Linked DNA regions of Homo sapiens: region 2 is linked to region 1. Evidence: read pairs that join two places in POLR2A ChIA-PET (ENCODE). Cell type or tissue: A673. All regions are shown on one strand. Region 1 overlaps TCF12 (transcription factor 12). Region 2 overlaps TCF12 (transcription factor 12).

The links. ChIA-PET counts read pairs that join two places held together with the same protein. Peaks named below come from ENCODE experiments on the same cell type or tissue, not always from the same donor. Only the 100,000 strongest peaks of a DNase experiment are listed, where the experiment ranks them.
Region 2: POLR2A ChIA-PET joins it to region 1 with 13 read pairs; 4 of 35 experiments call an interaction of 5 or more read pairs at or near these places.

Annotation. Positions count from the first base shown.
Region 1 is chr15:57,234,438-57,239,437 of GRCh38, forward strand. The region is part of intron 12 of TCF12 (transcription factor 12); the gene reads left to right. Among named protein-coding and RNA genes, the nearest start is that of SNORD13D, 42 kb to the right of the region's middle. In A673, no CTCF peak of the experiment used is centred here; DNase peaks (open chromatin) are centred at 1,624, 2,534 and 2,984; H3K4me3 peaks cover 1,470 bases; H3K27ac peaks cover 1,932 bases.
Region 2 is chr15:57,149,045-57,154,044 of GRCh38, forward strand. The region is part of intron 5 of TCF12 (transcription factor 12); the gene reads left to right. Among named protein-coding and RNA genes, the nearest start is that of SNORD13D, 130 kb to the right of the region's middle. In A673, no CTCF peak of the experiment used is centred here; DNase peaks (open chromatin) are centred at 1,237, 1,937 and 4,317; H3K27ac peaks cover 4,873 bases.

The DNA of each region.
Region 1 (5,000 bases):
AGAGAATGAAGTACCTTTATAAGAAACTTTTCCAAGATCAAAAGCATTTTATGTACTGTATTTTTTTTTAAAGTCAACTGCACCTGATTTACTCAAGGAATAGGAAATGAGAGCCTTCTCCCCAAAAAAGCCAGATTCATTGAAGAATCATGTTAAAATGAGTAAAAGTGATTTGAAGGAATCCGATAGTATTTTCTTGAGCAACTAGTTCACATACATCACTTCAGAACATTAATGACAAAGCAGTGATTATATTTTAATATCTGATTCTTAAAACATTAAAATCTCCTCTTTCGGAATGCCAAAACTAGAAGGGAGAGCAGTTTTCAGTAAATCTACAACAGTTTCAAATCTAATTATTTAAAAGGGGCACTTGTGCTTTGCGCTTCCTAAAATTTCACTTTAGATGATTTTTTTTCTTCTTGTTTTCTGAGTAGTATGCCTCTTAGAATTCCCACAGAATTGTCTTTTATTTTCTATGAAGTGCAATTAACTGTCAGATACATTTGTTGCCATTCATGGAGAAGGCAGAGCACGTTAATACCTGAGTGGTAGGAAGCAACTGTTGAGCATTTAAGGAGATAAACCTCTTTGTATATTGTTGGTGTAAATAAATTTTTCTCTACAGCTGAATACCAGCTTCTTGGAAAATGAAGCCAAGTCAGACTCATTTACTACATAGTAGAGATGGAGCACACACAAAATGCAGCTCAGTGAATGTTTGTTGAATTCTGTCTTGGATCATATAATAATAATAGTAATGACAATAACAAAACCCACAAAATATTTCAGCTATAATTTGAATGCGCACCTATACTGAGCATTTACATGCCCTGTTTCATTTAATCCTCAAGAAAGCCCTGTAAGGTTGGCATTGTTATCCCCACATTACAGATGAGGAACTAAGGTTTAAAAGGTGAAGTAACTTGAGCTCAGAAAGATTAAGCAGCTCGCCCTAGGGGAATCATAAGCTAGCATGGATAAAGCCCATATATATTAGAACCCTGATCAGACCAGCTTCAGACTCTGCTCCTAACCACTGCTGCATACATCCAGAAAGTGCGGTGCTGTGGTAATTATCTTACAAGGTATTGATGAGAATGAAAGAAAATTGTCTCACCCTTTTTTCGACTTACTGTCACCTGATGAAAATGACCTATTTAGGAAGACAGTTTTATTCTATACTAAACCTGTAAGGTCTCCAGGTATTTGATTGGCTTGCCATATTCCTTCTCCTGATTCTGGAAGAGTCCAGTAACTGATATTTTACATGTAACAGGACAAATAACATTTGAACTTTCAGTGCTAGATAATTTTTTAAAATTTAACCTGCATTTTGGGGGCTTTTTTTCTCAAAGGTCATTTGTTTGTTTTATTAAAGAAAACTTCTATCAGGGAACCTTGGCCTACAGGCAGGCAAGAATTTGTGATGTTCTCAGTGGCCCTTCAAGTTCATTTTGTTACCCTTCACATCCTTGAGTATCTTCCCCTGTTATAAACAGCATACTAGCCAAACCAAAATGGCATTTGGAAAAGAAAACCCAAATTCACCGTGAATGGAATCCAGTGAAGAAATGTTTAATCTAGTTAGTGGGTGGGCTTTGGTTGTCATGGAAACTCAGCTCTGTCATCCTGTGTTGTTACTAGGCAGGAGCAGCCAGGTCATTCCATAAATCATTTCTGTCATAGCTGACGGTGATGCATTCCATCTGCTCCATCACTGCATGCCATAGTCTGCACATTTCAAATCCCTTCCTTCAATCCATCTGCTTCCCCACTTCCCAGCCGGACACCTCCCCAAATACATTCTTTTTCCAACTTTCCTTACAGACTCGCATTCACTTTAATATATGTTTAGTGCACTCAAAACGTACTGAAAAAGAAAAACATTACATTATCTGGGGATAGGAAGGATTAGAAGAGATGAGGAGAAGGAAATTAATGAGGATTACTTTTGAGAGTCTGACATGCATATCATAATTTTATGTCAGGTATTATAGATATTTTGAAATGGTGACTGACTCTTTTGAAATTTTAAGTTCTTTAGAATGTGACGCTTTTAATATAGCCTCTGGTTTTAGATGGAGAAACACTATGCTATTGTCATTAAAAATTAATTCTATTTCCCCAATTGTCTAATATATGTCTTAAAAGATCTTTCATATTGTGAAACATCAGAGGGTACAACCTTTGTTCTTCAGTTTAGGTATTAAAGAGCACACAGAATACTGTGTGATTAAACATGTAAGGCCAGATAATGCATTTGCAAAGGTTCCTTTATTTTAGGTTTAAGCCTGCATAATTGTGGTCTTAATCTCAGGATAGCAAGAAAGAGAATTGTACATGAAAGTATTTACACAAAGTTCCCAAAGCCCTGTGGATTATGCATTAGTTTAGATAAAAAAAAAGAAAAAAAAAAAACCTAGGGTAGATAGAAGGAAAGGAAAATCTGGGTATTCGTGCCATTTCTAATGTGTTTCCCTGAACATTTGCCAGACAATAACCCTTTAAGATTGTGCCCGTGGAGAGTTATATAGAGGAAGAAACATCTGGTTTCTTTCGGTGCCTAATACCATATCAAAACACTTGGTCTTTAATTTAGAGGAGATCAAACAAGAAGACTGTTTAACTTTGTTGATTATATCAGACTTCTTTGTGATAATTTATGTTTTGATTTCTACCTCAGAGCAAGGGAAAAAGAGAGAGAGAGAGTGTGTGTGTGTGTGTGTGTGTGTATATGTATGTGTGTATTAATCTGGATAAATGGTCAGTAGTCTCTAACAAAAGAAAAGAAAATTCAGGGAAGTTGATGTTTAAAAGTAATTCATGAAATAACTTTCTTTGTTCCTTAGACTCAATAACATTAGCATAATAAAGATTAACTGAAATGTGCACTGTAGTGTTTAAAAAATTGGGCTCACAGTTCCGGGGTTGGGCTTGGGAGCAGTCCATTGTTTCTTTTTTGTCTAAAGCCCTTTTCATTAGCCTCTGGCTTATTGGCACCCTGCTGATTGGAATAGACCATGACTGATAGGAGGAGGAGTCTCATTTGTTGGAGTAAAATGAGGCATATTACCGTTTAAGCCTGGCAGAAGGCATTGGGAGTTATTCATTATTGGTCATTTAACAGTATGAGGACCATGGACTGCATGCAGAATGAGTGCTTACTTTGTTTATGCTCTAGACTCTAAATCACTCTTTACCCCCATTTTTTTAAGTAACTGATTTTGTTCTTCTTTTTATTCTTACCTTCAAACATCAATGTAGGAGTTCTTTTAAGTCCAGAAAGTATGAAAAGAAACATATTCCTGATTTAGAATAAAGCCAAATAAAGCCTGTGTTTAGAAGTTAAAGTAGCACAATTTTTATAGAATAAGTATGATTTGTTTGCGATTTGGTAATAAAATAAACACTCAGAGATAAAGCTTAGTGAAATGACCTGTGATCCAAAAGGCTGTGTTATCATGCTTTTCAAATGTTGTATTGCTCCTCCTCTCCCACCATACACATTCTTTTTATGAAAGTAAAAGTGATTTTTTAAAAAGTCCTGTAACTTACAGGGCTATCTGTAAATTTAGGAAAAGTATTGATAACAATTCTGTCTGTCATCACTTTAACTGGCAAAGTAGAACCAGTGACTGTGATGGATGAGTGGAAAAATTGGCTTTTATTGTACAAATGGAGAAGCTGCTTTTGGAAAAAATACCAGAAATGATATATTTTTATACTTGATATGTTTTTGGTGCTGTTTCTCCCGTTTAGACAGTGATTTTTTTTTTTAAGTTTACACCAGTTTTACATATAGCATTGGGGCATTTCACCAAGTCATTTAAAGATAGTGCTCTTATATGACTCTAAACTATTACCTCTTCCTTCCTTGATATAAAGGAGCTTTCACCAGTTGTTGACATGGTTAGGGATTGTTTAAGTGTAAGGACAGAGTTTTCAGGGAAAATCGGGATTGGTAGTCCATTTCTACCCTCAAAAGCCCATGCCTACCTAACAGTGTGATATGGACAGCTTAGTACATCAACACTAATTCCCAGAAATAGTGAAACCTCACCATATGATTATTCTCAAAGCTTATGCCATAAAACTGATTTGAAATTAAGTCATATTTATAACAAGCTCTTTTGCCCTTGGTATTTCTGTTGCTGACCCACATTGTATAAATACCAAGATAAATACTACCATTTATTGAGTCCTGCTTTTTATCAGTTAGTATTATAGCAAATTTCAATTGTAGTTTAATCACTCAAGTTAAAAATATATATATTGGGCACCTACTTTTACAAGATACTGGCATACAATAATGGATTCAATGTTGACCAGTATAAGTTTCCTGTCTTCAAAGAGCTTGTAGTCAAGGAGAGAAGACAGATATACAAATAATGATAATGTATAACACAGTGTGAAGTAAAAGAGCAGAGAGAAGTTCAGACTATTTTCTAAGAGTATAAGGAAGGTGAAAATGTATAAATGGGGAAGTGACATTGGAACTGAGCTTTGATAAGTAGAATTCCATCTGGGAGAGGTTAAGAAACAAGCGTTCTGAAAGGAGGACAAGCTGTGTTTAGAAAATGAAAAAAATATTTTGTTTGCATAATAGGGTATGTAGGTTAAAAGTAGACTATAAGGGCTAGGCAACACCACGCCTGTAATCCCAGCACTTTAGGAGGCTGAGGCAGTGGGATCACCTGGGTCGGGAGTTCGAGACCAGCCTGACCAACACGGAGAAACCCCGTCTCTACTAAAAATACAAAATTAGCCTGGCATGGTGGTGCATGCCTGTAATCCCAGCTAGTCGGGAGGCTGGGGCAGGAGAATCGCTTGAACCCAGGAAGCAGAGGTTGTGGTGAGCTGAGATTGCACCACTGCACTCCAGCCTAGGCAACAAGAGCGAAAGTCCATCTCAAAAAAACAAAGAGGAAGAAAAATTAGCCGGGTATGGTGGTACACGCCTATGTAATCCCAGCTGCTTGGGAGGCTGAGGCAGTAGA
Region 2 (5,000 bases), 85 kb before region 1:
AAATTTTACTGTTAGTTAGCATATAGTTTGTCAAAATATTTTAATGAAATCAGTGACTTTTTAAATTGAATATAAAAGTGTCAAAATAAATGTAAATATGACGTAGCTTGCATAGTGAGAGACAGACCTCTAAGAAGCAGTAAAATTTAATAATAGCAATTTTCACCAGTGTTTTTCATGCCCTGTGGTTATCTGTAGCATATATTTAGAGTATATGTATGTGGGCAAGGGTTGGGGCCAGGAATTAAAGACCTACACAACAAAATACATGATACTGAATTTGGAGAACTGGTCACAACATGCCAAAGAAAATAGAAGAGAACTAGGAACTGGACATTGTATTTCATAACTGAAATGATGAGAAAGAACTGGAAAATTGCCAGCCTTTTAACCTTTTAGAAATAGCTATGTGTGTAGTTAGTACAGGAGATCATTTTCTTAGAGCAGTTTGTTCTAAATTCAAATATGTCAGCAGACTTAGTGGAATTCAAAGTATTTTAGAAATAAAACATCTAATGTTGGAAATAAGAGAGCACAATATCATAAAAACAGAGGTAGTTTAACAAAGTTTTTAGATTGTCCAAGAGTTTATCAAACCCATTATCTATTATGGTAAAGTCTCGCTGAGTAGGATGTTTTTAACTTAGGCTACTCCAAAAAGTAAAGATAGTAGCAAATGTAGATCCAACTTTTCAGGTTATCTTCTACCTCATGCACTACTCTAAGCAGTCTTTGTTTGTTGGAAAGTCTGATTATTTACAGAAGTCAAGTTTTGTTATGTTCTATCTTTTTCTGATCTGTAAAAATGGGTTTGCTAGAGAAAGACTAGGAGAAAGCTTTTTTATTTTTTTCCTTTAAAGGGGGTGTGTGAAAGGGTTTCTAAGAGGTATAAAAACCTTAGGAAGTTTCATAGTGGTCCTAACTAAATCATTACTTTTCAGACATTTGACAGTAGGCACTCCATGAGAGCAGGAAAACAAGGTGAGTCCTGAAGTTACCCCCACTCTCTCACTGCCTGTAGGAAGATTCTGGGCCACAGCAAAAAGACGAGATAATCAAACGCAGCCTGGCAGTCTTTGTGAGTTGAGAAGACAAAAATCAGAATTCAGAGAAGCTATGGGACTAGGATTTATAGGGTAAAAAGGAAGGAGCAGAGAGAGAGCAAGGGAGCTCAAGATCTTTAGAGTTTGGTTCCAAGTCTTTGGCCAAGTACTGACATGTACATGCATGTATATGCATGAGAGGAAACAACTTGAGACCAGGGAAAGCTCACACAAAGCTGGGAATAATTCTTTCTCCAATGAACCAAAGTGGAAAGATCTCATAATTAACAGGGCATGTGTAGTCTTCAAAAGGGTATTGTGTTGGTGGTGCTGAATTAGACCTGGACTAAAGGGTATTCTTGACCCACTGTTAGAAATATTAAAGGCAAACCTGGAAAAGGAGCAAACTGATTCCAAGTCACTTAACTGCTTGCCAGAACAAAGTCTGACATTCTTTGAAGGAATACAGCAAAATCTAGCACCCAAAAATATAAACATTTTAAGGTCTGGCATTGACTTAAAAATTACTAGCATGAAAAGAACAAGAAAAAAATGTACCCTGTAACCCAGAGAAAAAGTAATCAGTAGAAACAAGAGTCCAGGAAATTAGAGAGATGATGTAATCAAGCAAAGATGTTAAAATGGCTTTTATAAATACGCTTGATAGCTCAAGAATGTAGAGGAAAATAATGAATAAGATGTAGGGATAATGAATGCTATGAAAAAAACGGAATTTATTCATTTACCTCTTTTCCCTCCCTCCCTCCCTGTCTCTCCCCCTCTGTCCCTTCCTTCCTTCCTTCCTTCCTTCCTTCCTTCCTTCCTTCCTTCCTTCCTTCCTTCCTTCCTTCTTCCCTTCCCCTCCCCTTTTCCTTTTCCTTTCCCCTTTCCCCTTTTTTCTCCTTTTTTGGAGGCAGGTCTCTCTCTGTTACACAGGCTAGGGTGCAGTGGAGCGATCATAGCTCACTGTAACCTTGAACTATTGGATCAAGTGATCCTCCTGCTTCACCCTCCCAAGTAGCTAGGACTGCAAGGATGCACCATGCCTGGCCAATTTTTTTTTTTTTTTTTTTTTTAGAGACAGGGTCTTACTATGTTGCCCAGGCTGGTCTTAAACTCCCAGCCTCAAGCCATTCTCCTGCCTTCGTCCCCTGAGTTGCTGGGATTATATGTGTGAGCCACCACACCCAGCCCCCTAAATGTCATTTTTAGAGAGAAGAAAAATACAGTATCTGAAATGAAAAATACACTGGATGATATTAACTGCAGCTTATTCACTTCAGAAGAAAAAAAATCAGTGAATTTGTAGGCATAGAAACAGAAACTATCCAAAATGAAGATCAGAGGACCTCCAGCTTCTATCTAGGGTGTGGAAAACTATAAAGAATGCTGCTTTTGGCCAGGCACGGTGGCTCACGCCTGTAATCTCAGCACGTTGAGAGGCCAAGGAGGACAGATCATGAGATCAAGAGATCGAGACCAGCCTGGCCAACATGGTGAAACCCTGTCTCTACTAAAAATACAAAAATTAGCTGGGTGTGGTGGCGCATGCATGTAGTCCCAGCTCCTTGGGAGGCTGAGGCAGGAGAATCGTTTGAACCCAGGAGGTGGAGGTTGCAGTGAGCCGAGATCATGCCACTGTGCCACTGCACTCCACCCTGGCGACAATGAGACTCTGTCTCAAAAAAAAAAAAAGCCTGATAAACTACAAACTTTTAACTTTTTTGAACCCTTCAAAGAGGCCCAAGCACACAGTTTCTGTAAGTACTGAGGCTGAACTAAAACAGCAGAGAACTACCTCCGTCACAAGCCTAAGGAGTACTAAGCAATAGCAGTCTGCCACTGGGGCAGGGGCAAAAGCTTGAGGACAGACCCACTCTCAAGCACAGGTTTATAGCATCTGTTATAAGCTGAGGATGAAATACTAACAGAAAAGTTTTACAGCACCCCAGCCACGTGCTAAACACTAGGCACAACAGGTGATCACTAGAGGGAGTGGAAGCCTCTGGTAAACTCAGAGTCATCACAGCAACAGTCACACCAAGCTAAACTCCTAACTGATTGTCTGAATTTCTCACTCTAAAGTCCTTATATGGAAAGAGGCATACCCACTTCCAGGCCTAAATATACTACTGTTCTACCCACAGTATCCTGCATCCATCAAAATTATAAGTCACACACATAAGCAAGAGAAAAACAAAACAAATACTTTCAAGAGGCAAAACAGTTAACAAAACAAGACTCAGAGGTGGCCCTGTTATTGGAACTATCGAGGCAAAACAGTTAACAAAACAAGGCTCAGAGGTGGCCCTGTTATTGGAACTATCAGACAAAGATTTGAAAATAGCTCTGGCTAAGATATTGAAAGGATCTAGTGGGAAACATAGCATGCATGAATTAATGGGGAATTTAGCTGATAGATGGAAATAATGAGTCAAGTTGAAATGGTAGTAATAAAAAAAAAAACAGAGGTAAATAATTCCTTTGTGGTCATCAGTAGACAACCCAGTTGCTGAAGAAATGGGTGAACTTGAATATAGGCCAGTATAAATTATCCAAACTAAAACACAAAGAGAAAAAAAATGAAAAAAGATCAGAGCTGCAGGACAGTATCAGTCTAATATGTGTATGCTTAAAGTTTCAGAATGAGAGGGATAAATAATAATGCAGAAGAAATATTTGAAGAGATAATGGCCAAGAATTTCCCAAAAGCAATGAAAGACATCAAACCATAGATGCAAGACTTAAGAAACAACAAGAACTCCCCTCCACACACACACACACACCACACATATTCCCTTAGACATATTTAAAGTGCTGAAAACCAAAGATGAGAAAATCTTGAAGACAACCAGAGGCAGAAAAAAAAACACATCATGTATAGAACAACAAAGATAAACTACAGCAGACTTCTCTTCAGAAACTTTGCAGGCAAGATGATAGTGATATCTCTAATGTATTACAATTTTTAAAACTGTGTCAACCCGGAATTATTTATCTGTTGAAAATATTTTCTTAAAAAAGAGGATAAAGACTTCTAGATATATGAAAATCTGAGAAAATCCATTCCCAGCAGACTACAATAACTGCTGGAGTAAGTTCTTCAAGCAGGGGGAATGTCACTCCAGACAGAAACTTGGATCTGCACCAAGACTCCGCAAACTTTTTTCATAGAGAGCCAGATATTACATATTTTAGGCTTTGTGGGTCAGACAGTTTCTGTCACAACTACTCAACTCTGCCATTGTAGCACAAAAGCAACTATGAACAGTACATAAACAAGTGAGCATGGCTGTTTTCCAGTAAAACTTTATTTACAAAAACAGGAAGCAGGCCATGAGTCATAGTGTGCCAACCCATGATCTATACAAAGAAATGAGAGCTCCAGAAATGGTAATAATGAAAGTAAATATAAAAGACATACGTTTCATCCTTTTAAATTACACTGTGAAATAACTGTCTAAAGCAAAATTAGTACATTATATTGTCGGTTTTATAAAATATGTAACAGTAATCTAAAAGATGGGAGGAAGGATTTAACATCTGTTAAAGATGTATATTGTAAACTGAGGGCAATCGCTAAGAAATTAAAAAGAAATGTAACTTATCTACCAATAGTGGCTATTAAATGGAATGCTCAATCTAAAAGCAGGCTGAGAGCTGGGCATAGTGGCTCATACCTGTAATCCCAACACTTGGGGAGGTGGGAGGATTGCTTGAGGGCAGGAGTTCCAGACCAGCTGGGGCAACATAGCAAGACTCTGTCTCTCCAAAAAAAAAACCAGGTATAGTCTTAGCTACTTGGGCAGCTGACATGGGAGGATCTCAGCCCAAGAGTTCAAGGTTGCAGTGAGCTGTGATCACGCCATTGCATTCCACCCTGGGTGACAGAAGAAGACCCTGTGTCTTTAAAAAAAAAAAAAGAAAAGAAAAAAGAAGTTTGAGAAAGATAAAAGA